Linked DNA regions of Homo sapiens: region 1 is linked to region 2. Evidence: chromatin loops called from intact Hi-C (ENCODE). Cell type or tissue: B cell. All regions are shown on one strand. Links, peaks and the distances in the headings refer to the core of each region. The heading gives the core; the rest is flanking DNA.

Region 1 (15,847 bases), core at 5,253-13,252, 69 kb after region 2:
TGAGAAGAGTGAATATTTTCTGCCCAAGAACAGGAACAAGGTAAGGATGTACACTCTTACTACTTCTATTCAATACTGCCCTGTAGGTCCTAATCAATGCAATGAAGCAAGAAAAAGTAGTAAAATACAAATTACAAAGAAAGATATAAACCCATCTATAATTGCAGATAACATCATCACGTACGTTTTTTAAAATCCAAGGATTTACAAAAAAAGCTACTACAACTAATAAAGCTTAGGAAAGTTGCAGTATACAGAATCAATATCCAAAAATTAATGGCGTTTCTATAAACTAACAGTAAACATGTCAAAAAATACTCTCAAATGGCCAGGTGCAGTGGCTCACACCTGTAATCCTAGCACTTTGGGAAGTCAAGGCAGGCAGATCACTTTAGGTCAGGAGTTCAAGACCAGCCTGGTCAACATGATGAAACTCTGTCTCTACTAAAAACACAAACAAATTAGCCAGGCATGGTGGCATACACCTGTAATCCCAGCTACCATGATTCTCCTGGCTGAGGCTGGAGAACTGCTTGAACTAGAGAGGCGGAGGTTACAGTCAGCTGAGATCGCACCATTGCACCCAGCCTGGGTGACAGAGTGAGACTCTGTGTCCAAAGGGGGTGGGGGGGAATACTCTAAAATAATAGCCATTAAAACAGCATTGAAAAACACAACTTACTTAGGAATATATCTGATAAAAGTATGTTCCAGATCTATATACTAAGAACTACGGAACAATGTTGAGAGAAATTAAATATCTAGAGAAATGAAGAGCCAGACCATGTTCATGAACTGAAAGATTTAAAATCGTTAAAATGTCAATTTTCCCAATTTGATCTACAGATTCAATACAATCACAAATAAATCCCCACAGAAAAAAAATTTTTAATTGACACGCTGATCCTAAAACTTATATTGAAATGCAAAACACCCAGAAGAATCAATACAATTTTTAAAAGAACAAAGTCGGAGAATTTATCCTAATTTCAAGACATACTATAAAATTTCAGTAATCATCATAGTGTAGTACTGGCATAACAGACATGTAGATCAAAGGAACTGAATATAGAACCCAGAAAAAAGCAATGCACACATAGAGTCCATTAATTTTTAACAAAGATTCTAAGGTCATTCAATAAGTCTTCAACAAATGATGTTTAAATAGTTTGCTAAACGTATGCAAAACAAAACCAGAACTTCAATCCTCACCTCGCACCATGTAAATTAACTTAAAATAAGTTACTGGATTGCAAGCCTAAACCTAATTAACTAATGCTGTAAAACTTCTGGAAGAAATCATAAGAAAAAAACTTTCCTGCTTTGGGATGGCAAAGATGTCTTAGGACATGAAAAGTATAGATTTATAAAAGTAATACTTGACTTAATCAAAATTTAAAGCTTTTGTTATTCAAAGAAGACAGTGAGAAAATGAAAAGGCACACCACAAATTAGGAGAATACATTTGTAATACATCTATCTGCCAATGAACTTGTATCCAGGATATTCCAAGAATTCTTCCAATTCAGTAAGAAAACAACCTAATTTTTAAATTGGGCAAAAGATGTGAAGAGATATTTCCCAAAAGATATACGAATGACTTAATATGCACATGCAATGATGTTAAACTTCATCTGTTATCAAAAAATTACAAACTGAAATAAGTTACTACATACTGCACATCCCTAATTCAAAAATCCAAAATGCTCCAAAATCAAAACTTTTTGCATGCCAACATGACACTCAAAGGAAATTCCAAATTTTAAATTTTCAGAGTAGGGACGCTCAGCCAGTATAATGCAAATATGCCCAAATCTGAAAAAATCCAAAATCCAAAACACTTGTGGTTCCAAGCATTTTAGATAAAAGATTCACAACATGTACTACACGCCACAAGGATGGCTGAAATTTGTAAAAATTCATTGTACTACATGCTGCAAGAATGCAGAGCAATTAGAACTCCTATAAAACTCATGGGATATTAAATGATACAAACATTTTATTTTTTGCAAGTTTGGCAGTTCTTTATAAAGTGAAACTCCTAGTTATTTACAGAAATAAAAACATATGTCCCACACAAAAAGCAGTACATTAATTTTCACAGCCAACAGCAAATTGTGGCATATCCAAAAAAGAGACTACTATTTAGCAAAAAAAAAAAAAAACCCTACTTAAGCAATAATATGAAACCAGAAATAAGGATTACATACTATATGATTCCATTTATTAAAAATTCTAGAAAGGGCAAAATGATTCTACAGTAACAGCAGATTGGTAGTTGCCTGGAGGGGAGGAAGGCTGAGGGGCAAGGGGGAGACCCTGACTGCAAAAGGACATGTATGAACTTTTTTGCATCATAAAAATGTTCTCTACTTTGATTTCAGTGGTTTCACAGATATACACATTTGTCAAAATTATGAAACCGTACACTTAAAGTGAGTATATTTTATTGTATGTAAAGTATACCTCAATAAATGTAATAAGAAATGTATGTATTAATGGAAGAATACATGTAAACAATCTCTCAAAGAAAACAAACTACTTTTTTTTTTTTTTTTTTTTTTGAGATGGAATCTTGCTCTGTTGCCAGGCTGGAGTGCAGTGGATTGATCTCAGCTCACTGCAACCTCCACCTCCCAGGTTCAAGCGATTCTCCCACCTCAGCCTCCAGAGTAGCTGGGACTACAGACGTGCGCCACCTCGCCCAGCTAATTTTTGTATTTTTAGTAGAGACGAGGTTTCACCATGTTGGCCAAGATGGCCCCAATCTCTTGACCGCCCACCTCGGCCTCCCAAAGTGCTGGGATTACAGGCATGAGCCACCGTGCCCAGCCCAAAACAAACTACTTTTAATAAAACCAAAGTATCATCTTGCACATCTCCTGGTAAGTGTAAATCGTTTAGAGGTATACACAATATTTTCAAATAAATTATTTTCATGTCTGACTACTTCAGGACACTGATTAAATGATTTGTATTTGTTAACCTTAACTATAAGAGAATTCTTGTGAAATTTCTGGGAATTGAACTATTTAATGAAGTTCATTAGTGATATTAAGATGGTTTGCTTCTCAGCTGCAGTAACAGACTATAAACAGAAACGTATATTATTTACGAGGCAGGCACTGTCTACACAAACATGAGTGGCTCCTTCCCCCATAGTAACATACACTTTACACTGCTGTGGATAACAACATGCCCACTTAAAGAACTACATCTCCCAGCCTCCCTGCAGTTAAGTAAGGCCTTGAAGTATGGCCAGAAGTGTTGTAGGCAACTTCCTGGAGGTTTCCTTAAAGGACGGTGTGTCCTTCCCACATTTCCACCTCCTCCTAACCTAGAATGCAACCTTGATGACTGGAGTCTGAATAGCCATCTTGAACTATATGCCATAAACTAAGAACAGTGTAGTAACAAGACAGAAAGAGCCCAGATCCCTTGACAACCAAATCAGTTGTAAAATGCAGGCCTCCAAGCTGCCTGTACAGAAAAAGAGATTACTTTTTAAGCTATTTGTCTATTTTTAAATAAGCATATGATTGTGATACTAAATCATTTTGACATTATTTTAATAACTGGCTTTTACTTTAAAAAAAACTGAAAGACTTTTATCGAGGTGATCATTTTTATTTTTTAGATCACATGGTTATGTAGGTTTTTTAACCTTGCCCCAGTCATCAATCAAAACAATAAGCTATCTTTATAATTTTTCATTTTCCAAATGATTCCTCAATTTGGAACAGTCTAAGACAAAAAAAAATCTATTTCCCTATCTCTGGGAAGAAATTGTAGGCTGTATATTACTCCATTAATCTCTGATGAAACTTTAAAAAAACGTAAACTGTATTATCACTCCATTAATCTCAGGCAAATCTATATGCTCCAGTGATTTCTACCTTAGCACTTGTACTAAATTATATGGTCTACACTGCTAATTTTCAAAAGGCTCGAAAAAGAAAGAGACCAATAATGTTTGGAATAGCTACGAGGAGCTTCACTGAAGTCCTAAAAGAATTTAGATAGAAGAAAGAAAAACATAAAATACAAATGTACTACTGGTTAAAAGTTCAGGCTTTGAATCAAGAGATTCAGCTCCTGTGTGACCTTGGACAAGCTACTTAAATTTCTTGTTTCAGTTTTCTTATCTGAAAAATGAGAATAGTAGACTCTACCTCAAAAGGATCTTGTGAGCATGAGAAAATGCATGTAGCTGGTAGTTAAGCAGTGCACGCCTGCAGCAAGCACTCTTTACAAACAGCAAAAGCTCTGAGGTGAGAACATGTAAAGGTCTGACTTGAAATACAGATTCCTTTTAGTGAGTGGTTGGAAATTTTATTATAAAAAGAAAAAGAACGGCCGGACACGGTAGCTCACACCTGTAATCCCAGCACTTTGGGAGGCCGAGGTGGGCGGACCACCTCAGGTCAGGAGTTCGAGACCAGCCTGGTCAACATGGTGAAACCCCGTCTCTACTAAAAATACAAAAATTAGCCTGGCATGGTGGCATGCACTTGTAGTCCCAGCTACTTAGGAGGCTGAGGCGGGAGAATCACTTGAACCCGGGAGGCAGAGGTTGCACTGAGCGAGATTACACCACTGCACTCCGGCCTGGGCGACAGAGTGAGACTCCATCTCAGAAAAAAAAAAAAAAAAAAGGCTTTTTAGAGATTAAACACTTGAAAAATAAACTCACAGAAGAAATCTGGATACCCATATAGATGAAAAGATGCTCATAATCTCACGAGAAATCCAAAAATTGAAAATTTAAATATTGAGGGTTTTTTTTTTTTTTTGTAGAGGCAGAAGTTAAAATGAGTAAGTTCCATTACAGGCAGGGACAGAAAAAAATAGGCATTATATATTGTCCATAGAAATGTAAACTGACACATCTTTTTAAACTGTTTATAGCTATAGCTTTCCAATTTTAATGTATAACTGTACTACACAGCAAAAAATTGAAAGAATCTTAACGTTTCTCATAGTTGATGGTTAAACAAACAATAGTACATCCATCTTATGAAACAGGATACAACTGCTCAAAAACATAATAAAAATGAGTAAACTATATCTAAATTTACTGACATAAAAATACTTGAAGACAATGTTAAGCGGAAAAAGCACATTGCAGGAAAAGGTGGAGAATTATTTCTTATCTGTAATTTTTTTAAGTACAAATCTGTCCATCACCAACAGAATGCATAAACTGCGATATACGAGAACTACAACTGTAGAATTGTGGGAACATAACATTAAAGGCAGTTTGCAAAAGAATACGATTCAATATTAAAAGTCCAAAAACATGTAAAAATATACATATAAATACATATGTGATTAAAACTTTAAAAATTAAAGAATGATACACATGAAATTGAAGTAAGAGTTACTTCTGAAGGGAGAGAAAAGAGAATGGGAGAGGAAGAGCACACACAGGACTCCGTAAGTGGTGAAAAGTTCTTTCTCTTAAACTGCGTATTAGGTACATGGGTGTTCATTGTACCATGAATCTTTCTACCTTATGTGTGATTTACACATGCTCTGTTTATCTATTCAATATCTAATAAAACAATTTTGACACATGCAAAAGCAAGAAAAAAAAATCTGGAATAATACAAATTAAACCTCTGGAAGTTACCTTCCTGAAGGTGAGGGGAGGGATCCTTCATGTTTTGTGTTAGACACTTCCATACTGTTTGAAGCTCACACTAATTACATAAAATTGTATAAAATTTTTAAAAGAAATTACTTTTCCACTAAAATTGTAATTATGAAAATTATAAGCACATGGGAAATGTTAGTGAGTACAGCTGAATAAAGAATTCTATTTACACTGTGATTACATCTATGTACAAAAATGTGCACATTAACAAGAACAGAAGAAGAATTGGGGTAAATCTGATCTAATGGAGCGGCTGGAACATGGACAAATGTTTTACAGTTTTCATTTCTTGGAAGTTGTATTTCTTGGAAATATTTGGTATTTCATTAGTACTACCTCACTTGGAGAGAAAGTAAAGAAAAATGACAACTGCGGGAAAGCCAACTCTTTACCTTCAGGGTAGCCAAGTGAAAAACCTCCCCACATACGAAGGCTGAATTAATTTACAGCCAATCTACAATGGATAGTACACGCTGTGCCAATAAGTGCACTCAGAACAACTGGAAAGGGTCCCCACCACACCAAGGAGATTACATCAAAAGGTTCTGAAGCGCATATGTCCATTTTAGCGCTTAACTGAGCACTGGTGATGCACATAAAGTCCAACAGTCAGGGTTGCACTCCTGAACACGAGGAACCCAGGAATGTGCTGAGGAAAAGGGGGTATGGAGAGAGAGGCATGGAACGAGGAAGGAAAAATTTCTCCAACATGTGAGGCAAAAAATACAACATGGCATAACAATTACGCTCTCAATAACAAAAAAAATATTGTGCACTCAGAAAGCTAAGTGTCACGGAAACAAAGAATAGAATGATAGGAACAAAAATTTGAAAGAAACCAAAATCAAAACAAGCAATAAGTACCAATGATAAACACTGGTTTGTGGTCTCTACAAATGCCCCCGCTATTCTATCCACTGGTTCCCCAAATCTGGCCATTTCCACAAAGGCATGAAGGAAAACAGATGGAATGTCTATTTCACCCTCTTACCAAAAATATCACTGATTTGAAATTAATATAAACAAAACCTTCATGTAAAAAATTAAACGAGAATATCCCAAAGCAGATCTGCAGTAGGAAAATGCATCTGCTTTCTGGGCTTACCACTATTAAAAGTAGATGCTCTAGGTAACAAAGGCTGATACAGAGCCAACTGCTGTTAGGTTACCCTTCCCCTGCCCACCTTTTCTTTCTTCCTATTAGGACTTTTCCATGCCCATTTCTTATAACTAAACTTGCATGAATCTTCCCCTGCCAAAATTCACACCTCCAATCACCACCGTCTCTACCCACGACCTGCCAAAGGCCCCACTCTACCCATTGCACCAGACTTGCCTTCTCCTATCTTCCCCACCTTTTTTCTGCCCCTCCCTTCCCTTATAAAACCTACTCTTATTGTCTCAAATATTTTCTGTAGGCTGGGCATGGTGGCTCATGCCTGTAATCCCAGCACTTTGGGAGGCCAAGGCAAGCGGATCACTTCAGGTCAAGAGTTCAAGACCAGCATGGGCAACACAGTGAAACCCCGTGTCTCTATAAAAATACAAAAATTAGCCGGGCATGGTCATGGGTGCCTGTAGTCCCAGCTACTCAGGAGGCTGAGGTGGAAGAATCACTTGAACCTCAGAGGCGGAGGGTGCAGTGAGCCGAGATTGTGCCGCTGTACTCCAGCCTGGGCAACAGAAACTCAGTCTCAAAAAAAAAAAAAAAAAAACTCTGGAAACAGGCAGATTATAAGTGCTAACGTTTGTTTTCACTTTCTTTTCACTACTCCTTGCTTTAAAACTTTGATTTCTGTAGGGTTTAAAAGCAAGAACCCAGGCTCAGTGAATACTTTCTTATATACACAATTGTGATCAAAGCTTAAGTCTACTGTTTAACAACTTCAGCAGATAGATATTGCCAACTGTTCCTCCCCGTTTTGCATACACAAGAATGCAAATGCCATAAAACCAAGAACATCTGTTTATCATCTGATTCCTGTTCTATGGCATATTTATAATTGATCACCAAAGCCTGTCAACTCTACCTCCAAAATATTACACGATCTATTTCCTTCTCTCCATTCCTACTGGCCCTGCGTTATTTCTCACACCTAGACTGTTCTAAGAGCTTCTTCCTGCCTTTGGTTTTTCCCCTATGACAATCCATACTCCACAGGGCCCACATGGGTTTTCTCTCTAAAACATAAATCTGATCATGCCATTATCCTCTTTAAAACAGTTCAGGCATTCCTCTGTGCATACAGAATTAACTCCCAATTCCTTCATGTCCTTCAATTGGCCATCAAACATCACATTATCTTCTACCTATTAAAAAATAGGTATTAAAGAAAAGGTAAATTTAATAAAAGAATATTTGCAATGATGTCTAAAAATGTATGGTCTGTTATTGTATTATTTACATAATTATTTATATAACTAAAAAATTCATTCATCTCCATCATACAATATTACCACCAAACTCAAACTTTTACAAATGGCTAAAGAGTTATGTTCACATAACATACTAAAACTAGACTGGGCTGTTTTACTTATTTCTATTTTCAATTCCAAAATTAAAATATAAGATAGATTACAAGGAATCTAAATCAATAGATATTTTCTAAAATGGGTGTTAACATATATAACTAAATTTCTCACAGCTTTCTGGAAATTGTTAAAGTCAGCTCTGTGGGTTCTTAACAGCATATCACACCTACCATATGAGAAAGTTTGGCAACAAAATCAAAGTTACTTTAGAAGATAAACGCCTACCTTAGTGAGTCCCACTTGTTTTTCCATCTGGAATATTCCTTGAGTTTACCATATAAACCACTAACACAAGCTACTCATCTTAACATTCATTAGAATAGTTTCCTAGAATAGGTAATTCTTCTACTTCAAATCAAATTTATACAATTTACTAAAGTCAGCTTATTAGCTTATATATAACAAACTATGGATTCTCATGAGAATCATTCCGCTGTTTAATTAAATGTTATAGGATCTTGCAGATTCAAGAATAGCACCATCTGTCTGGGTTGCAAAGCTCAGTTTCACAACCTTATCACCAAATAGCAACAAAATATCATCTTCATACATATCTCTCTCAAGTAATTTGTAGACAACTAAAGAATGTAGTCTATTTGGGATCATGAAACCTGATTCAATCTGTGCAGATGATTACACTTTTCAAGTTAAAGCGACATACTTTGAACACTGTGTTTTTAGTAACTTAAATGTTAGTTAAGAACTTGTATCTCAGGAGGCAAATATTTGTGCTCTTTAGTTGCTAAGATGAAGATTCATGCTCTGATATAAATTCTAAATGCTAAATGGCTCAGGTGTCATAAATCTGAAAATTTTTGAAGTACCTTTTCTTATTTTTTTAGAATAACTATTATGTAGCTAAATTTTCCTAAAATATCTATAGCTCTAGGATTACATCACAACGCTTTCTGACAGGATTCCCATTCTCTTTTATTATGTAAAAAAAACTAAAAAAAGAATTATAAATTAAACTATGTAATCTGAAGACCAAAAAAAGTAAAACTGACTGAGAAAAGGTCTAAAAATCTCATTATATTTCTGAATTGAAAAACAGAAATAATACTTGCCACTGCAACTTGTAATCTAAACAACTAGTAGAGACATCCCTACTACAGGTAAAGGGTCGTCTGCACCTCCTCCCACACTAACTATTCAGGCAGACTACTATGAAGTATAATTCCAAATTCTATTGTGCTAATCTCCAACTGTGGAAGAAATTACTGAGACAACATGTGTGGGCTAGCTACTAGCTATCTTACTAGGCAGTCTCCAATGAATAAGGCAACACCAAGTGGTCAAAGGTAAGAAGTTGGATATCACACAAACCAAACTTCAGTTTAAACCTTAAGAGATTATCTCAACAGGATACATTTATTTATATATCCCAAGGCTCTAAAATGAGCCTCAATTTGATGTCTGACTCTTGCTAGTCAGACAGAGAGAAGACACAACACAGAATTCTACTCTACCCTTAGGATAATTTGCCTTGATCCTCAAAAAGCAAAAATACCACCACCACTTAATTGGTCCCAATATCCTGTCTTGCCAATCAATGGATTGCTAAACCCACCTCCACTGAAGCTGTATGAAAACAAAGTACACTGAATCGCTAGACTCAGAACCTGAGAAGGCAGAGGTTCAAGCAAGGCTGGAATTCCTGGCATACATCCACAACGTATGTATGCCAACATACCCAAAATGGAGCTTTCCCTGGGCTTTCACTCATCAGCAGCAAGGCCCTCATCAGAAGGGTATTAAACTGTTAACTCTTAGGCAGCAGTTTAGAGCAAAAAGCAGAACTAAAATAATAAACTGCAAAGAGAGAAGACACTGACTAAAGAGGCAACCCTTAAAATAAGATTTTCTGGGGCAGCCAACTAAACTGTCTCTAAAAGCAATTCCAAAGGAAAAGGACAAAAAAAATTATAAACAATGGCAACATCATTTGATCCATTTCAAGGGGGCCTACTTTGAACAATACTCCTCATTTCAGCAGATATATCTCAGTTCTGATATGTCTAGTTCAAAATCAGTTTTATACTTGTGAAATTGTAACTTTAAAACCTTTAAAGGAAGGTAACAAAAATAAAATGATTGCTGCAATCAACTAACAAAATGGAAAATTTCTAGCTAAAATTTTTAAAAATTGATTTTGTTTATTCGGCCTGAAGCTCACTACTTTTAATCCTTGAACTCAAAAAACACTCAAGTTACAAGATTGAGATTGTTTCCCACTTCCTTCACACTTATTCCTTTCTTAGATCATCACATCTTGTATTTCTAAGAGGTGTCTTCATCTTTTCTAGCACTAACACTATCGGCTGGGTTTTTGATAACCATCCTCCAGCCAGGCTTGTTTTATCAACTTTCCTTGTATCTTCCATCTTTCCTTCTGTCTTTCCACTATTGATGCTCCAAAGTCAACAAACACAAATCTACCTTTCAGGCTCTTACCCTCCCCTACTCCCCCATTCCTGCTTGCTTCACAATCAACCTTCTGAATCAAACTTAAAAGTAAGCTGCACACAATGGTGCACGCCTGAAATTCCAGCTACTCCAGAGGCTGAGGCAAGAGGATTACTTGAGTCCCAGAGTTCAAGCCCAGCCTGGGTAACACAGCAAGACCCCACTGCCCATCAAACCACCATCTCTAGATTGATTAGACAGACAGACAGATAGAACTGAAAAGTGTCTGTACTGGCTTACCTTGCCATTCATTCACTCCTCAACCCACTTATCCAAGATTCTACCCTCAACAGTCAAATGTAATTATTTGAACTACCAAGCTGCCCAAATAGCAAACCTTCCCTCTCTTTCACTCCTTACACCTCTCCCCTTCAAGGTTCACCACGATTGTCTCTGAAAATCACCATTATTTCATTTCTTTACCTTTAAGTCAGAGAAAGCAAATTAGATTGTCTATTTAAAGCACATATAACCTATACCTTCACAACTTAAAAGCCTAGGCTTCATAAGAAGTAATCTTAAACCAAAATCGAATTTGTTTTCAATGCACAGAATTTAAACAATGAAGGGTTACACAGTTCAACAATTCTAATTTGTCTGTGTAAGACAGCAGTCCTAGAAAGGCTTTTAAACACATTATTAAATGTAATACCATTTAACACACTTGTTTTTCCTCAATTCACTTCTCATAATAGTTTCTATATCGTCTTGGATTATCTCCCGTTTTAGTTTCATATCCCATCTGCTCATTTGAGATTCACGTCTGTCCAGTTTCTGAAATATTTGTCACTTTAGTCATTAGCATTTTGCGTAATATAGCACTTTTTTTAAAGTTCAGAACTGATTTTAGAAAACTGAAAATTATTTTAACATCATTTCTTAATCTAAATTGGCCTGCCCACACTTCAAATTTTCCACCTAATAAAAATTCAATTTCAATAAGTCTTTGTACTGTTTTTTAAAAGAAAGCCAAGAACCAGGACCATAAATTAGAAGTGTTCTCCTACATACCACCTCAATAAAGATCCTCAAGAATAAAGACTAAAAATTGTCAAGCTTCCAAAGAATGCCCTTCCCCTTCTTCTCTAGCAAGCCACATCCATCCATTCCTTCAACATCCAGTTTTATTACTCCCCTTTCAGGTTTCTCTGGCTACAAAGTATTATCAGATATTATGCGGTCCATGTCACTCTCCCTCTGCAGAAATTAAATAGTGCATGCAGATCTTTTTTCCGCATATCAGTCTAGCCCTTTTGTTAACCCAAGCTAGATTTTAATAATTTCTGATGTACATTATTCCAAAATACATGTCTCAAATTTCTCAAACATAGCGTACAAAACATTAACATTTCTAAGTATTTGTTTACTGGCTACCCCGTCCAATCTCAGCCCTAATTCCCTTTTCATCCCATTGGATCTCAGAAGTCCTCATTTAGCAAACGTAATAGCCAGCAGAAAGCTTGTCTCCAGGGCTGAGTGAAGGAGGAGAGGAAAGAGAAGGGAAGTGCTAAAATGCAAAGAAATACAGAATCTTTTCCTGATGACATCACAGAACCTGCCACTAGTATCAGCAAAGAGAAAGCAGCAGTGGGTGCCCACAAGCAGGGAAAGGAAAACCTGCCTTCAAAACTGCTGCTCTTCCCACAGGGAGCCATCCTCACCTCTCCACACTCTTCCACACAGCAATCCTCTCCTTGGCCTAGAAGAGGAGCTATAGCTCCCGCTCTGACTGCCAGGACTATAAGTCAGAGAAAAGGTGCTCCTGACACCCTACATGAGAACACTAAGCATAAGTTTATTCCCACAAAAATGCTGCTATAAATAGCATTTGAGTTTTATAATAGACCTAATTAAGTACAATATACAAGGTAAATAGGCTAACCATCATTTGTAGCAAGAGATGGGAGTTTTTTTGTGAAAACAAACTTACAAATTAACTTTTTCTAGTATTTTAGAACACAGGAGACCACCTACATGTAAAATTCTAAACCTCTAGATACAACTTAAGACACTATTCATATTCAACATGACTAATACAAACGCTACAGATTCGTGGGAGGGCTTTCCTTCCTTCAACAAGCCTAAACAATATTTTTAGATACTGCCACATTATTAAACAGAAAATAGAAATTAGCCAGTAGCTGAGTTCTCTCTGTTCAAAACACAGTAAGGGTTGTGACATGTGTGTCAAACTAAAACATGATTTAGTCTTTAAGAAGAAAAATATATTTATTAAGTACTATTCCTGACATTCCCTGAGACAAATCTCAAAGTGTTAATAGAACTGCTATTTAAAGTTCAAAGAGCACTCCAGAACTGCCAAGGAATTAATAGCTTAAACTACCAAATAAGAGCCACGGTTCAATTCCCAATCTCAGCCAGCTATAGCTCAGAGTTGGTACAGCAAAATCACCCAGCGCATTAAAGGCACACCATGCAACTGTGAATCATATATGGTTGTAACGAAAAACTGTTAAAAACTAAAAATGAATTTCAAGTTTTTCTTCTCAATCTTGGCTTATTTACGAGGAAAGACACAAGAACAATTTAATCCTCTGCTCCCTAGAAAAAAATACAAACACAACATAAATGCTATACTTAAAACAAGTCATTTTACCATTCCAATCTCCTGGTTAACTGCCTCGGGCTACTCTATAACTTTAGTTGTAATTTACTAAAGGTCTCTTCCTACTAAAGAACATCATCTAGTCATCCAAAGCGCTTTCCTTAAAAGGTACTCAAAATGATTTTTCACGCCTCCTGCCCTCCAACACCAAGTTTACAGGAGAAACTGAGGCACAGAACTATTACGTGATCATACTAGTAAAAATGTTTAATACAACTCAAGTTTCCCTACTACCAGGTTATTTCCCATTTTACTGGGCTCATAGAAAACAATCTTTTGAATGTTGAACAAAAGCACTGCTATACAGCTTAAAGAATGAAAGTAAAGGAATTCTGGATCAAGCCCCCAAACAAAATCCCCAGAAGGCTCAAAAATCTATAGGTTGCCTACTATGCTACAGAAAATCTAAACACTAAATGAATTCTTATTCCTTTGAGGAGTAAGAACATGTCTCATGATCAGTTGGAATTGTCTTTAATAAGGAAATTCTAGAATTCATCTAAAATATTACCAAGCCACAGTACATACAGTCTAGATAAAATATATTCAGAACACAGAGTTAATCATCAAAATAAGCTGAAATAAAAACAGCATACTTGTGATCAAGACCCAAATGGTCAATAAGAGCTCCCTTGAGGAATGGAGAATAATCGTCCAGGAATTCCATCACTTAACAGATAGTTAATGAGCACCTAGCAAAGATGATTTCAACAGGGTCACTCTCCTGCAGAAGCTCATCTGATGATCAGAGGTACACAGAGGGAGGTAGGGGGTAACTAGTTCTGCCTGTGGTGGTCAGAGGAGGTAACATTTGAACTTCTTAAGTAGCATTGTGCCAGGCTTACATGCAGGCACAAATACTAGGAGCTAGTTCCAAATGTTCCAGTTAGATATATGTATGTTTTTCCTTATTTCTCTTTAGGGCATGAAAATTCAATAGTCAGAATTGTCAACATAAAATGTTTTTTGTCAAACCAATTATACTCTTCTGAATACCTTATTAGTGCTCATATTAAGTTCAGATAAATTTAATCATCCTTCTTAATAATATTGAAATGAGGAAGCCTCCTGTATTATACTCAAAAATACTTCCTCATACTCACACCTGTAATCCCAGTACTTTGGGAGGCCAAGGCAGGAGGATCATTTGAGGCCAGGAGTTTGAAACCGCCTGAGCAACATAGTGAGACCCTATCTCCCCTCCTCCCAGCAAAAAAAAAAAAACACTTCTTCATAAATTTGTCAAATGTTTTTTAAGGGAGAAGAAAAGATCACAATAATTCTTATTCAGTTTAATATCCTTTTAGATTACCAATTTTTGAAATTTCTACTCCCCACCATAAAACTTGTTTACAATTACATATTTTATTTGAAACAAGTCTGTCACTCCAATTTAATTTTAATATCAAATGTCTTAAATACATTCAACTCAGTGACTTAATACAAATTAAGAATTATTAAGTAAAAAGATCTAATGAAGACTTAAATATTTTCCTGCTTTATCTTCTCCTATCAATTTTTTTTCCCCATCAACTTTTATTTTAAGTTCTGGGGTACATGTGCAGGTTTTGTTACATAGGTAAACATGTGCCATGGTGACTCGCTGCACAGATTAACCCATCACCTAGGTTTTTTGGTTGTTTTTGTTTTGTTTTGTTTGAGACAGTCTCGTTCTGTCATCAGGCTGGAGTGCAGTGGCACAATCTCGGCTCACCGCAACCTCCAACTCCCTAGTTCAAGCGATTCTCCTGTCTCAGCCTCCCAAGTGGCTGGGATTACAGGCACACACCACCACGCCCAGCTACTTTTTGTATTTTCAGTAGAGACGGGGTTTCACCAAGTTGGCCAGGATGGTCTCAATCTCCTGACCTCATGATCAGCCAGCCTCGGCCTCCCAAAGAGCTGGGATTACAGGCCTGAGCACCGCACCCGGCCTATCATCTAGGTATTAAGCCCAGCATCCATTAACTATTCTTCCTGATGCTCTCCCTCCTCCCCGCCCCCCCAATCTACTTTTAAAGTTAAAGCCACAAATTTAAACTATGCAAAAAAAAAAAAAAAAAAAAAAGACACTAATGAAATTTTGATGCACTCAACTCAAGAGGATCCTTTAACAGTAATGGAGGCAGGGAGCAGCGGCTCATGCCAATAATCCCAACATTTGGGGAGGCTGCGGTGGGAGGACTGCTTGAGCCCACTGCACTCCAGCCTTAGTGACACAGGGAGACTGTCTCAAAAACAAAACAAAACAAAACAGACAAAAAAGAAAAACAGTAATGGAGTTTTACTATACTGAAAAATAGTACAAAATGTAGAAAGCTGTCAGCCAAGGCTCTGCGCTATTTCAAAGTAGTAGAAATACAGTTTTAATTAGATTCTACACCACAATTCATCTAGAATGAGAAATAAACACTGAGAAATATACATAGTAAACCAGAGTATGGAAATGCCAATGAAATAACATTTTGCCTTGGACACAACTGACTCTCCTGTCATCTAGAAAGAAGTCAATGAAAAAATACAAGGCAGTTTTCTTTTTTTTTTTCAAACTAGAATCAAAATATATT
Region 2 (15,847 bases), core at 2,708-10,707:
AGTCCCTGCAGAATTTCAGAGTGCCAACAACAGTGTCACTTTTCTCACTCATTCATTGGATTTATTTGTGGTTTTTCAGGACTACGATAATCTGTGCAACATTACTGGCTCCTCACCAGTATTACATTTTACATAACATAATTAACAAATTATTAAAAAAAAAAATCACTGTCATGTCACAGCTGCTATTATTAATCCTGAAAAGAAATTATAAACATAAAGGAATAAGTTAACTATATTATGGCTAACAAAACCAATTTTACATTTCTAAAACCATGTTTTTGAATAGTTTGAGCATAAGTATTCATGTAAAAAAGTACAGGGAAAGAAATCTACACCAAAATTAAAGGATACATTGAAGATCCTCAATTTTCAACAACTTACAAAGAATGAAAACAGTCACAGAAACAGAGTGATCTCAGTTCAAATTTTATATACCCAGCAATATATACAAATGCCAACAAGCTAGGTAAAACGGCAAATGAGTCCCTAGCTAGTAAGGGGAAAAGTAATTCACTTACATTAATTTTCAATTAAGTTTTAGTTTGTGTGAGATAGTCAGAGATTCACATGCAACTGTCAGAAATAATACCAAAAGATTCAGTGTACCCTTAACCCAGTTTTCCCAATGCTAACTCTTCCAAAACCGTAGTACAACATCACAACCAGCATATTGACACTGATATGGTCAAGATACAGACTATTTCCATCACAAGGATGCCTCATGTTCCCCTTTTATAGTTTCACCAACTTTCCTCCCACTTCCACCCCTCCTAAACCCCGACAACTACTAATTTTGCTGTATCTTTGTCATTTCAAGAACGTTACATAAATGGAATCATACACTATATAACCTTTGAGATTTTACTTTCCACTCAGCATCATTTTCTGGAGATTTATCCAGGTTACTGTATATCAAGACTTTGTTCCTTTTGTTACCCAGTAGTATTATATTGTATGGATATACAGTTTAACCTTTCATCTGCTGAAGGAGACCTGGGCTGTTTCCAGTTTAGGCTTTTACAAATAAAGCTGCTATAAACATTACGTATAGGTTTCTGCACAAACATACGTTTTCACTTCTCTGGGATAAATATCCAGGAATACAACTGCTAAATGATAGTTGGCATGTTTTGTTTTTTAAGAAACTCCAAACAGTTTTTATACACCCTCCAGCAACATCCTCTCCAGCATTTGGTGTTGTCACTAATTTTTCATTTTAGTCATTCTGTCAGGTGTGTAATGATAGTTCACTGTAGTTTTAAATGGCAATTTTGGTAAAAACTAATGATGCTGAACATCTTTTTATATGCTTACTTGCCATGTGTACATATCTCTTCGTATCTTTTGCCCATCTTCTAATTGGACTAGTTGGATTTTTTTTTAATACTTTGCGTTGAGAAATCTCTATATATACAAGTACTAGCTCTCTGTCAGACATGCGGTCTGCAAATATTTTTTCCCATTCTGTAGCCTATCTTTTCTTCCTCCCACAGGGGTTTCTTGCAGAACAAAAGCTTTAAATTTTGATAAAGTCCAACTTATCTTTTTATGGATTGTACTTTTGGTATCAGTTCTAAGAACTATAATCCTAGATGCCAAAGATTTCTTTTTCCCAAAAGTTTTATAGTTTACTTATTCCATTCAGTCTGTGATTTGTTTTGAATAAACTTTTGCATAAAGTTTGAGACAGGTCAGGAGACATTGTTTGGACTATGGATGTGCAACCACTCCAATAGCAATGGTTGAAAAGCTGTATGTAGTTTTTAGAGTTATAAGACCTTTGTCAGATTTAAACCTAAAGGGTTTTTTTGAGCAATTATAAATGGTTCTGTATTTTTAATTTTTGTGTACATATGGTCATTGCTAGTATACAGAAGTTCAATTGATTTTGTGTGTTTATTTTGTTGTACCCTGTGACCTTGCTGAACTCACTCATTAGTTCTAGATGTTTTTTTGGGGGGAGGGGAGAAGTTTAAATAGATTCCTTGGGATCTTCCATGTAAACAGTCATGTTATCTGGAAACTGGGACAGTTTTCTTTCTTTCTGATCTGTATGTCTTTTATTTCTTTTTTATGCCTTACTGCACTGGCTAGAACTTTGGTATTATATTGAATAAAAATGGCAAGAGTGGACATTCTTGTCCTGTTCCTGATCTTAGGAAGAAAATTATTCAGTTTTTCACCATTAAGAATAATCTTAGCTATAGGATTTTTGTAGATGCTCTTTCTCAAGTTTTACAGATACAAGTTTATCAAGTTCTCCCACTACAATTTTTCTGAGAGTTTTTAAAATCATGAATGGATGATTATGTTTGATAATCATCAATGGATTATTGTGTTTGATGGATTGTTATGGATTATTATGTTTGATGTTTGAACATGACCTTCTCAAAATTTGCAAAGGAAATTAATGAATTATTGCTTTGAAATAGTTTTCAAGTAGGTTCATTTTTGTTAAGTATGGAACTTGTGAATACAGAAAAATTGCTCACTACATCAAATCTGAATTAAAACACATTCCTCCTTATTATGCAACATATGCCTTACATCAACAGCTTCAAGCCCTATTTTTTTCAGGAAGCAATCCAAAACATTACCATTTAGGCAACCTGTCAAACAATCTCATACTTTTTGTTAAATCAATTAATCAAAACTAAGTACTCCTTTGCATTTCATGCTTTTAAAGGTTTACTTGTTTTAATTACAGTATAAATTGTGATGTACAAGTACTTTTTTAAAAACATGTGAAAACGATACAATTTGACCTTGTCAATCAAAGTATGAGACTTTCCTATCCTGGGATGCTTCTGTTGCTTACCTTGAGGACTGGGGCTGCACACAGTGGCTCATACCTGTAATCCCAGCACCGTGGGAGGCCAAGGCGGGTGGATCACCTGAGGTCAGAAGTTCGAGACCAGCCTGAGCAATATGGTGAAACCCCATCTCTACTAAAAATACAAAAATTAGTCGGGCGTGGTGGTGCGTGCCTGTAGTCCCAGCTACTCGGGATGCTGAGACAGAAGAAGTGCTTGAACCCAGGAGGCGGAGGTTGCAGTGAGCAGAGGTTGCACAACTGCACTCCAGCCTGGGCAAAAGAGCGAGACTCTGTCTCAAAAAAAAAAAAAAAAGAAAAGAAAAGAAAAGAAAATCACTGCTTGGTTCAGTCAAGGAACAGTAATTTCCAAATACTTCAGTATTTGGAATGTAACAGTAATGTCAAATACTTCAAACAAAATTCTACCTTCTAACTATTATTTATTTACAGTTTATTAAGTACATTGGTGCTCTCAAGGATCAGTACTGGGTAACAATAATCAAACTTTGAATTTAAACATGCATCTATTATTTGTGTTTTTTGTTTTTGTTTTTGAGGCAAAGTCTCACTCTGTCACCCAGGCTGGAGTGAAGCAGCCCAATCTTGGCTTACTGCAACCTCCACCCCCTGGGTTCAAGCAATTCTCCTGCCTCAGTCTACCTAGTGGCTGGGATTACAGGCGCCCGCCACCATGCCCAGGTAATTTTTGTGTTTTAGTAGAGATGGGGTTTCACCATGTTGGCCAGGCTGGTCTCAAACTCCTGACCTCAAGCAATCCACCCACCTCAGCCTCCCAAAGTGCTAGGATTACAGGCATGAGCCACAGCACCCAGCCACATGTATCTCTTTTTAACTATCAAATTAAAAAATTAGAATTTTTTTAAGAGCATAGAAATATGCGTTTTGCCAGGCCCGGTGGCTCACATCTATAATCTCAGCACTTTGGGAGGCCGAGATGGGAGGATCACTTGAGCCCAGGAGTTGGAGACCAGCCTGGGCAACACAGTGGGACTCCATCCCTAATTCATTAATTAATTAATTTAAAAATCTACATTTAATTAAAAAGTACTATAGCATCAAAAGTAAAAAAGGCAAATTATTTTCAAATCACCGAGGAACTATCAAAGGGAAGGCAAAGAAGAGAATACACACAAACTATTAATTTTTATTCTACCTAAAATGGTATTAATTATCTTAATGACAATAGAATGTAGTTAAAATGAGTGTGCTAAAATATTAATATCCAAATGCTAGGAAAGCAGATAATGGTTAAATTTTTTTAAGATTTAATGCCCACTAAAACAATTAAAAGAGAGCAATAAAATAAACTTTCAGGGCAACGGAAGGGTGGTGGCTTTTGCCTTTGTACAACCAGTGCCCTGGATCCACATCTCCCTTTCTATGAACAGACCCCATCCCTTATGTAGCCAAGCATTCTCTTGCCTCCCAAATGTCATGGCATGTATGTCAACATTTGAAAACTGCCAACATAGTTGGGGAAATTTAACTGTCTAATATCTGTTAGTTATATTTGTTTTGAAGAAAAATGTAACACAATTTCTAATTGCTTAATCTAAGAGAGTAAACACAGGAGAAAATAAATATGAATATAAATGCAAAAACAAAGCTAATAAGAAATGAAACTTAAAATCTCATTTAAACACATTTAATGAGAGAAATAAAATCTCAGTTAACAATATATACTTTATTAGTATAAAGGTTTTATTCTCTGTAACATCATAGGACTTATTCTAGGGATGCAGTGCATCCTTAAGTCACATTAGACATACCGGAAACATAAATATGTCAAAGTCTTTATACCAACCTACTCAGGAAGCTGGACAGTTCAAGACTCTTCCATTTCCAGGACAATAACAAGAACAATTTAAGGAATAATTAAAAAAACAACCCTGACCCTTATTTCTAATATTCCAATAATCCCAGCACTTTGGGAGGCCAAAGCAGGAAGACTGCTTTAGTTCAGCAGTTCAAGACCAGCCTGGGCAAGACAGGCAGACCCTGTCTCTACAAAAAATTTACAAATCAGGCAGGCATGGGCCGGGCGCCATGGCTCATGCCTGTAATCCCAGCACTTTGGAAGGCTGAGGCGGGCAGATCACCAGGTCAGGAAATCAAGACCATCCTGGCTAACACGGTGAAACCGCGTCTCTATTAAAAATACAAAAACTTACGCATGGTGGCACGTGCCTGTAGTCCCAGCTACTCAGGGGGCTGACAGAGGAAAATCGCCTGAACTGGGGAGGCGGAGGTTCGCAGTGAGCCGAGATCATGCCACTGCACTCCAGCCTGGGCAACAGAGCAAGACGCCTTCTCAAAAAGAAACAACAACAACAAAAAAAACAAAAATTAGGCAGGCATGGTAGCTCACTCCTGTAGTCACAGCTGCTTGGGAGGCTGAAGTGGGAGGATGGCTTGAGCCCAGGAGTTTGCAACTGCAGTGAGCTACGATCATGCCACTGCACTACAGCTTGGACAACAAAGCAAAATCCTGTCTTTAATAATTTTAAGTTTTTAACCTGAAGCTTATTTATTTTAGAAATAATCAAAAATATTTTTCAATGTAATAGAAGTACTATATTGTCCATGCTTTGTCTTAGGAACAAAACATCTAAACTTTAAACTCAAGCACAAATATCAACTGAGAATAGGTCTACATATTAACTTACTGTTTTAGAAGTACTTGAAATGTGAGTCATCTAATTATTTTTCGGTATTTCCAAAAAAATTCTCAAGTAGTTTATCTAAATGCATTGTCAAATCTGGTCAAGATGAAGATTTAGTGTAAAGTAGAAATCTCTCAGAAAAAAAAAACTCCTAATAATCACTAATACCTCGCTATTTTTGTTTAAAAAAAAAGGTAAGAATTTCTAATTACTAATAATCAGAGTCCCCAAAATCAAAGGAAAAAGCACAAAGAAATGAAAACCACATATCTGCTTCTCTAGAGAAAGGAAATCATCATGGGAATAGTAGGAGTCACAATCAAGAATCACATCCAGTCCAAAGAATGTAACTCACAAGTAAACCGATCACTGTACATCAGTCTCCTAAGAAATACCTTTATGAATGAACTCAATGAGAAGCTAGTCAAAGATTAAAGCTGATCAAAGTAGTTAGCAAAAAGACATTAACAAAGTTCAATTTCACTATTAAAAAGCTCCAATTAACTTTCCAGCCTTTCAGCAATTTACAAAACTTTACCAGAACCTAAATAAGTTTACTCAATCAGAATATTTCCTATCTCCAATTTTTAAAGATGTAGATGTAAATGACAAAAGAAGAGAAGATGACGGAAGGGTATTTAAAAAAACAAAAAACAAAAAAATAACCCTGTCTATACCCACACCCCTACTTCTTTTTTTCTTTTGAGACAGAGTTTCGCTCTTTTTGTCCAACCTGGAGTGCAATGGTGCAACCTCGGCTCGTCGCAACCTCCACCTCCTGGGTTTAAGCGATTCTCCTGCCTCAGCCTCCTGAGTAGCTGGGATTACAGACTTGCACCACCACGCCCAGCTAATTTTGTATTTTTAGTAGAGACAGGGTTTCTCCATGTTGGTCAGGCTGGTCTCAAACTCCCGACCTCAGGTGAGCCACCCACCTCCGCCTCCCAAAGTGCTGGGATTACAGGCATGAGCCACCACTCCCAGCCACCCCTACTTCTTTTTAAGTACAGGGTATTTCCTAATCATAGTAAAAATCATTCAGGACTACTTCATCTACAAATCCTCAATCCATCTGATCAAATTCACCTTAACCACATTCAAAAGCATCACGAAAATATTAAGCCCACAATGCTAAATAAACTTTGGCTGAACTGCATAAAGAGAAATATTTATATGTTCTAGAGAATATGAAAAGATTCACAAGATTGTTTAAAAAATCAAAAGCTTGTTAAAAATAAAATATGACTGAAATATAATAAGCTAGAAATAATTTTTTTAATTTACTGGAACTTCCAATCAAGATGGCATCATAAATTGCTTTGAAAACCCACCCTGTTTCAAATACAAAGCAACAACAGGCAAAATCCTGGAGAAGACATTTTAAAGACCTACCTAACTAAAAAAGACCAGCATCACCATGAAACAGAAATATGTAACAGAGAGTGGGCAGAAGGTATAGGGCTGCTAGGCTCTGGTTTCAGAAGGAACCAGTGAAGGCCTAGGTTTCAGATCCTATAGAAACAGGAATAAAAGTGGCCCACCTAAGATAAGGGACTGAGGCCGAAATTGGGCTGAAAACAAACTGCTACTAACAGCTGCCTGGGGGTAAGTAAGCTGTGTGGACTTTCAGGAAGTATGTCTTCTCAGAAACTGAGTGCCTAGGAAAGTGAGAATACTAGGGCTTCAGCCACACTATCCCACTGCCTGGCCAACTGGAACAAAGATGCAGGTGTATCTACCATCAGTGGGAGACAAGTGCCCTCTGCTGCCAATCTAAGACCTTGGTGGGGGTGGGGGCAACAGGGAGAAGCAGTTAAGAATACGTGCAAAACCACTAGAAGGGACTGTGGGGAGTGGGGGGACTTCCCAGTCAAAGCTGTACCATGACATAAAGAAAACGAATAAAAACACAGCAACTGAAATACAAAATCCCTTCAAACAAAATAGAAACAGAAAAGCCTGAAAATAGTATGCTTAAAATTTTTTTCTTTTTTTGAGATAGAGTCTGGCTCTGTCACCCAGGCTAGGGTAGCACAATCTCGGCTCACTGCAACCTCCGCCTCCCAGGTTCAAAGCGATTCTCCTGCCTCAGCTTCCCAAGTAGCTGAGATTACAGGTGTGCGCTACCACACCAGCTAATTTTTGTATTTTCAGTAGAGACAGGATTTTGCCATGTTGGCCAGGCTGGTCTTGAACTCCTGACCTCAAGCGATCCACCCACCTCAGCCTCCCAAAGTGCTGGGATTACAGGCGTGAGCCACTCTTTTACTCTTTATAAAAGAGTAAAATTTCTTTTATAAAGGGAAAAAAAATCACAACAAGCAGAAGTGAAACAAGGCTAGGTGGAAATGAAAAAGAATTTAAAAGCTAAAGAATGAATATTTTAACTCAAAGTAAGTTTTAAATAATTTTAAAATAAGCAATGGAAATGAAAAACTGAGTAAGAGATAAAATGTAAACAGTAAAAATTGAAAAGGAGTTAATAAACTAGAGAATAATAATGAAGAATTTAACTAGAAAGTTGCAGAGGCAAAGAAGTTTTAAAGATATATTATGGAGGCCAGAAAACAAGGTTCAATGATATATTTAACAGCAGTTTCAGAACAAGCAAAGAGGCAATGAGAAAAGAAAAAATTACACTGAATCATATATTATCCAGATCAACAACATAACAAAGAAAATTATAACCTAATGGATAATCTAACTTTCAAGTAGCAAGAAAAAAAATTACTGGTTGAACTCATCTAGCTTAATTTTTAAATTATATTTTTTACTGTTGACCTCACTTTAGAGGGCCAAATTGTGTACAGAATACATGCTACCCAAGAACACCACAGAGGTCCTCTGGGTGTTTCCACAGAGCAAAATTGAAAACAGGGCCAATAAGTAAGGTGCAATTAACAAAAAAAAAAAAAGTCTGACTGGCCCAGTCTTCGGCTTCGGCTGCAACTTAATAGTCCTTTAAATTCAGTTTCTAACACCCAGAGAAATGACACATGAGATAAGAGTGCTTTCTTTCCAAAACGGTGGCAATAAAACTTGTGATTGGGGTAGAAGAGTACTAGAATAGTAGATTACAGAATTGAGTAACAGGATTTCTTGTTAACTAAAACCAAATATACAATCAAAAAGCAAACCTACTGCCATCAACACAATTTATTCAATCAGAAGTATCTTTTAACCTTTCTCTCCAAATTTAAAATAAATAGAAAAGTAATAATGCTGATAATTTAGGCTGCATTTATATTATAAAATTTTAACTCTCTTTTTGGTGGTCCAGCTGTGTCTACATAGCTTAAGAATCTGATGGTTTTATCTAAACTAGTTAAGACATACAGCTGGTTAAAGTTTTGTGTATTTTAGGGGCACTATCAGATTAATAAAAGTGCATTAATTTTAGCATTAGACAGACATGTCTTCAAAATTTGAAGGCATTTATATCTAGTTATATACTTAGTAATTCTTTTTGATGGGAATACATATCAATGGGAATCTTTCAAAGATATATAGTAGTTTGAACAGTAACCATATTAAGTCTGAAAACACAAACAATAAGACAGAACATCAGTTCAGTGTCTCTCTCTCAAGACAAAGCATACTCTTTGCTGGTGATAAACAGCACACTCACTTTACTTTAGTCTAAGCCTCCACCCACATAATCCTTAAAATTATATTAAGCTCCGGTGGATGAAAATACAGCAGCAGTCCTGCAGCCTAACTGCAAAGATGAAACCGTGTACTCGGCTGAAGGGCTGGTCTCCCTAACTAGCACGGTTCAGTCAGCATCTATCTGACAGCACAAGATACACAGCACACGCTTTCTTTAGTTATCTGTACATGTCAGTAGGACTCTGGCCCACTGCCATAAGGAACTCTATCTCTGTTCTCTGCTTTATCTCGTTGTCCATTCTTCAGTCATTTAGCACAACCACTACTTTATTTTCATCAGTAAGATGTTCTTCTGGGACACAAATGGGAGCTCCAACTGCTTCAAAAGCAGTTACTTGGCCAGGCGTGGTGGCTCACCCCTGTAATCCCAGCATTTTGGGAGGCCGAGGCGGGCGGATCACCTGAGGTCAGGAGTTCAAGACCAGCCTGACCAACATGGAGAAACTCCATCTCTACTAAAAATACAAAATTAGCCGGACATGGTGGCGCATGCCTATAATTTCAGCTACTCGGGAGGCTGAGGCAGGAGAATCATTGAACCCAGGATTCGGAGGTTGTGGTGAGCAGAGATTGTGCCATTGCACTCCAGCCTGGGCAATAAGAGTGAAACTCCGTCTCAAAAAAAGAAAAAAAGGAAAAAAAAAAAGCAGTTACTCACCAGCTGCTAGCTAAAAATCATGAAAATTAGAAAGCAACTCTTTATGATTTTTTAATCAAAGTAGTGTAACATTTTAAATTGGCATTTATCACCCAGCAATCCATTTCTTTTGTAGAAAGCCAAAAGAATTTTAACATGTTCATATAAAAGCAAGAATTTCCATTGAAAAGAAATTTTTACAGAGAACACTTATTTAGCAAACACCTATGAATGCACAAAGTCATTAACAATAATACCATCAATAGTGCTTATGTATGGCAGATAACCAAAACATGATGTTATTTGTTACTTTCCTTCCACACACCAAGAACCCAATAATTTTTACTGCATATATTACATATTTTAAGTACCAGAGAACTACAATGTAAAAAAAAATTCTTTTTAAAATATTTCATCTTTTCCTCCTGCTTAGGTCTCAACTGTACCATCCATCTTATATCACAAGCTGTCCTCACCCTACCTTTTTCTCCCCTGCTGACACAAAATTCTATTTCAAGCAACCCAAGGGTATTCAACATATCCCACACACATATCACATACTTTAAAAAAAATTTTTTTTCATGCCTTTCTTGTGTTTCCTGCTTAGAGTACCTTTTCCTTCCTTCTTTCCTGGTGAAATCTAACTCTTCTGTAAAGGCAGTAGTGCCGCCTACATTTGCAATACTTTCATCAATCCCAAACTGAATAAATTGCTGTCTCTTCTCTGACCCCCTACAGAAGTTTAGATGTGCCTCTTCACTGAGACTTCTCTGACAACTCCACTCATGGGGTCAAAGGAGCACAGTGTTTCTCCTGGGAAGCACTGCATCCTGACTATCAGTTAATGTTGCCATAACTTAACAGTTTTATAATTACATCTTTCTTAGTGTCCATCATCCTGCCTCTAACACCTCCCCTAGACTAAGAGCGCCATAAAGAAAGGGATCCAAGAAATTCCTCTTACAGATCTTATGACTTGCCCTCCACATAGTAAGCATGCAAAACCTATTTGATGAATAATAATAACACTGAATGGACACTCTTTAGGAGAAATAGTAAAATGAATTACAGCTGCAGCTTTGGAAAAAGATATAGATGCTAAGGAACCTAAGTCATTAAGTCTTAGTACATCAGAGTACAATTACACAAAGTTAATGTCTCCTGCTGCCTCTCTTTAAGGCCTGATTCCCACCCTCTCTGCCCCTAGGAACCACTAAAGTTTCTATGTCTACAGGTGGGCACACTGATTAGGGACTATAAAGTAGAGGTTACTATCTGACCCATTTAGAGAAAAAGTTACCATGTTCTTATTTGCTTGTTCTTTCTCCTTGCTCTGGGAATCTAATACTAGCCACCTCTGTGATTCCCTTTCCATTCTGGTCCCATTTTTTTTATCTTGTCTCTTCCATCTTCTGTCCAATATCAGTTTTTGCATGAGAGAGGTAGGCTATTTTATACAGTACTAGTCAGTCAGAGAAACACATTTTATTCTATGCAGTAAAGCAAGCTTTGATTTTAAGAGACTATGTAAACCCAATCTCAGCCATTTCTGCTTAAGAAAATCAAAAAGAGAGTTTACACAAAAGTGATACAGCACACTTCACGCACACTTTATTTTTATGTCAAATAGCTTCCTATTGCAATATCCTCATCTGCAAGAAACACTAAGTCCTTATTTAGGAATACTAAATTGTGTCACCCTTGAGGCTTATGCAAGCTTATCATCTGACTTTTAAACATTTTCTATCTCTTAGAAAATACTCTGATCAAATGCCTAGGTTTCTACTTTCAGTAAGCATGTAAAAGCATTAGCACTGATTGCCCTAAAGCACTTTCAGAAAAACAGTTCCCATTTGGTTAAACAGTCATCAAATTTTAAGACCAGGAATCCATACTTTTTAAATGCTACTTTTTTTTTTTAATTCAAACCTATATCAGGAAAAATCATTTTTTGGTCCAGTATCAAAATCTAATCTCCACCCCTCAAGAAATAAAGAAATCTATCTGCCTTAACACCATACTTCCAACATTTAAGAAGCCAATCAATTACAACTAATACCTTTATACACTAAAGAGCATCAGTCAGAAGGACAAATTTTCTCAGGAAAATAATTTCAAGTTCAAGGTTATATGAGCATTTTGGACGTCATACTGTTTTCCACGAAATATAATTTAAATCAGCAGAGAGCCAAAATACATTGTCATGGTTGAAATAAAAGGAGGAAAAGTCCGGGCGCCATGGCTCATGCCTGTAATCCTAGCACTCTGGATGGCCAAGGCAGGAGGATGCTTTTCAAAAAAAAAAAAAAAAGGAGAAGAAGAAGGAAAAAGCAAACATTATTTTAAATAGCCTGTTTTTTAAAAAATTACATGACTAAATTATCTTAGCAACATAAGATTTCTTTAATAAAGTACTACCAATCCCCTGCCTTTTTTTTAATTATCGCATTTCCTTCTTACCCCAGGAAAAAAGTAATAATGGCCACACTGCAGTCATTCAACATTTCCAAAGAACTTTTGTACTTTGTACAATGTTAACAATCTAGTGTACTATAGCCACCTTTCTCATCACACATTGCAAGACATTAATTATATTCACAATAAATTTTCACACTTACTAGTGAAATACCATTTGTAGTTCAAAATAATTTGAAACTTCAAGAAAAACAGGTGAGAAAAATAATCTTTCCTTTCAGGTCTAATTTGTGAAACTTTCAGAATTCATTCAATTAGCAATTGTTCAACTATTGTTGAATTACTTGACAGGGACTATGTTAAAAGTGCTAACAGAAGAATATGTACGTAAACTGTCCTCAATGAGCCTACACCCCACAAGGAGAGAAAAAACACAATAATCAAAGCGTTCTGGTGCATGAAACCAGCAGTAGTACACTAAGTCTATACTAAGCACACTTCAAAGACTTCAAAGACTCACTGTGCCTCAATTTATATTTTAATCAATAAATTTGAATTTTTTAATGATTAAAAATAGTTTATAAAATAAAAGCACTACGCAGCAAGTTAGATTTTTTTAATACAGGGCTAGAGAGGTAGAGAATATCATAATAATTCCTATGACATAGTAGATCGGGTAGCTTTTGTCTTTTTAACTTAAAACAAGAGGGATGGTGTAAGCAAAAGGGCACATCTTCTGGGTTAAAACAGATACAGATCAGATCTGGAGAGAGCAGGTTACAAAAGAAGAACAGTCATCCTCAAGATTACTTAGTAAATACCCATGCTGGCCTTGAAACCATGGGCAAAATTCCAGATTGTAAAAGAAAACTGACTGTACAAAGACTAGGATCAACTGAATATAAAAATACACATCCACTAGTATAATTTTAAAAAGCCCCCATGGGTTGTCATATGAGAGTATCTATCTTTACCCAAGTCTTAACTTTCTTTAAAGTCCTCTATCCCAAATTGAAAATATTATTTGAAAATGTTACACGAAGAAGTATACAAGAAAAGTCTTCTACAAGATTAGATCAGGTAAGCCTATGTACTGTAATACCATATAAATTTTGGTCATTAAGTCCATCCAAATAAGGGTTGTAATAATAAATGAAGAAACCCTGAGATGGATACATTTCCTTAACTAAAAAAGAAATTACAAGGATGAGAGAAAAAGAATAAAAATAGACATTAACCCCGAGAAATAAAAATGACACATGTAGATCAACATCATAAAACATTTGATTTTTAAAAATGGTGATCCAAATATTCAACAAATCTATAAGCTGTGTATAAAGAAAGGTAACTTATGTGCACAGTCAGCAGCATTATTAATGCATTTAATAACACATGTGAAGCAAAGGACATCAAGGAGGCAGGAGGCTTCAGGGGGATCTGTACAGGTGAGCTTTACCTCCCACAATTGTACAGAGTTTTAGGAGCACGTGTATGGGTGCTTTTTTTTCTAGGAGACCATCCAAAGCTTTCTGCAGGTCTTCAAATGGATGAATGATCTGAAAAACCTAAGAGCCATCCATATAAGACTATAAAGTTTCCAACATTACAAATATGTCTTTTTCTTGAAAATGAGCAATATAATACAGTAAGAAAATAAGTTCTAAAAAGAATTAGGTTAAGGGCAAGGTTAAAACAAGCTATCATCAAAACTCCATGAAAGTCTTTTTATGGCATTAAAGAAATATGCTTCATTCTCTTTGTAAGCTGTAAATTTGAAAATTTAAAGTTTTAGGAAACTAAACTAGCTTTACAAAACAGATGTTGCTGCCTATGCCATTTAATCAATTCAAGTCACATTCCTAGAAGACAATATAGCCATCTGATGAGTTCAGCGTCAATGGAATGAGCCAAATCCACACAACAGCATTTTACAAAAATAATCAGTGGTTTAAAGCAGGGCATGTGCAAAATTCCTGAAATAACACATACATAATTCACTGCCAAACTCAGATCAATTCAGAATCTGCAGAGGCAAGAAGCATTATTATGGCTCTGAAATCCATATTCAGTAAGGCTGTGTTCAGAAAGTTTCATTTCAATTTCAAGAAAATAAATGACTAGAGAAGCTCAATAATGATTTTGGCAGATATAAGTACCCTTCGTTCAAAGCAGAATCATTTTACAGAGCTTAAGATTTTTTAAAAGATAAAGAAAAACACCAATTTATAGGACCTAAGTCTTGAATTTAAGGATGAAATGTCATCAACTTGAGAAATATAACACTGTATCTACTCAAATATTATAGCTATCCAGACAACAGTTAGAGGCAAGAGAGTACAATGGAAATGGTTGAAAAAGCACAGCCTTATTAGAGATCAGTTAGAATTGCAATTCTAACTGCATCACCACCAAGCTGTATGACACTGAGCAAGTTACTTCATTGCCCCATGCCTCGGCTTACGCATTTTTAAATCTCCTGTGGCTGTGATGCACAAGGAACTCCCCTCTCTCTAAAATCCACCAACCCTTAACCTTCTTCCCCTGACAGCCTCTGGGGTTCTTCACGGTCAGCGTCTCCCCACAGATTCACTCAAGTCTTTCTATTCAATAAGGCTTCAGAAAAATTAAAAACTGCTTCTCACAAAAGGCTTAGGAGAAAATGCAAAGTTAGAAGAATCTCAAAAATGTAAGAAAATCTGGCAAATGAAGAATACAAGAGAAATCACAAAGTTTTACAAAAGCACTCCTGTTCTTACCAGAACTCAATACCTGGAAGGCAGATGAATGGGCTTTGCTAAAACTTTTCAGATTTATTTTATGCTTGCTTGCCACAGAAACCAACACTGGACCTTTTAGTCTGAATTTCCTCATCTACAAAAACAGCGGGACCAAATTAAATCAGCGTTCTTCAAACTGTATTCCTCTGAACTCTCGAGTTTCATCAAAGTGCCTCAGAGACCTCAAGACAAATGTCTCCACACCATCTTCAGGCAGGAATGTTAACAGTTTTCTATATGAGGGTTCCATGTAAGATTCGGTTTTACAAGTTTTGCTTATAAAAGGCTTGCAAATGTTTACAAAATAAATAGGCCTTAAACTTGTAACATTCTGTACATGTAATATCATCACTTTGTGGTGGTGTTTATTTTTCTCTACTTGATGCTAGAAACAGTAACTTTTCTGAAGCTTTTGTTTTAAAAGGTGTTTTGTTTTGTGTTTTTTTTTTTGAAATAAACATAAAAATAAAAATAAAAAAACAGTCCAGTGCTAGAGCTGGTGGTAAAAGTGAAGACATATAAGGAAAGACTAGTGTAAGTTACCACAAAAGACAAGAGTGAGGCTGGGCGCAGTGGCTCACACCTGTAATCCAAGCACTTTGGGAGACCGAAGTGGGCAAATCACCTAAGGTCAGGAGTTCGAGACCAGCCTGGCCAACATGGCGAAACCCCATCTCTACTAAATATACAAAAATTATCCGGGCATGGTGGCAGGCGCCTGTAGTCCCAGCTACTCAGGAGATTGAGGCAGGGAGAACTGCTTGAACCCAGGAGGCAGAGGTTGCAGTGAGCCGAGATCACGCCACTGCACTCCAGCCTGGGCAATAGAGTGAGACTCCATCTCAAA

What was found. A loop is a pair of places that touch in the nucleus more often than their neighbours do. Peaks named below come from ENCODE experiments on the same cell type or tissue, not always from the same donor. Only the 100,000 strongest peaks of a DNase experiment are listed, where the experiment ranks them.
Region 1: it touches region 2 in a loop (2.4-fold over the local background); 4 of 110 quality-filtered maps call a loop at or near these places.

The regions. Positions count from the first base shown.
Region 1 is chr12:116,254,141-116,269,987 of GRCh38, forward strand. The region is part of intron 1 of MED13L (mediator complex subunit 13L); the gene reads right to left. Among named protein-coding and RNA genes, the nearest start is that of MED13L, 16 kb to the right of the region's middle. In B cell, for the core only: no CTCF peak of the experiment used is centred there; a DNase peak (open chromatin) is centred at 9,943; H3K27ac peaks cover 819 bases.
Region 2 is chr12:116,187,977-116,203,823 of GRCh38, forward strand. The region is part of intron 2 of MED13L (mediator complex subunit 13L); the gene reads right to left. Among named protein-coding and RNA genes, the nearest start is that of MIR620, 47 kb to the left of the region's middle. RefSeq lists an enhancer at 9,208-9,502 and a silencer at 9,208-9,502. In B cell, for the core only: CTCF peaks have their summits at 7,293 (motif pointing left) and 7,498; DNase peaks (open chromatin) are centred at 7,205 and 7,845; H3K4me3 peaks cover 1,339 bases; H3K27ac peaks cover 4,614 bases.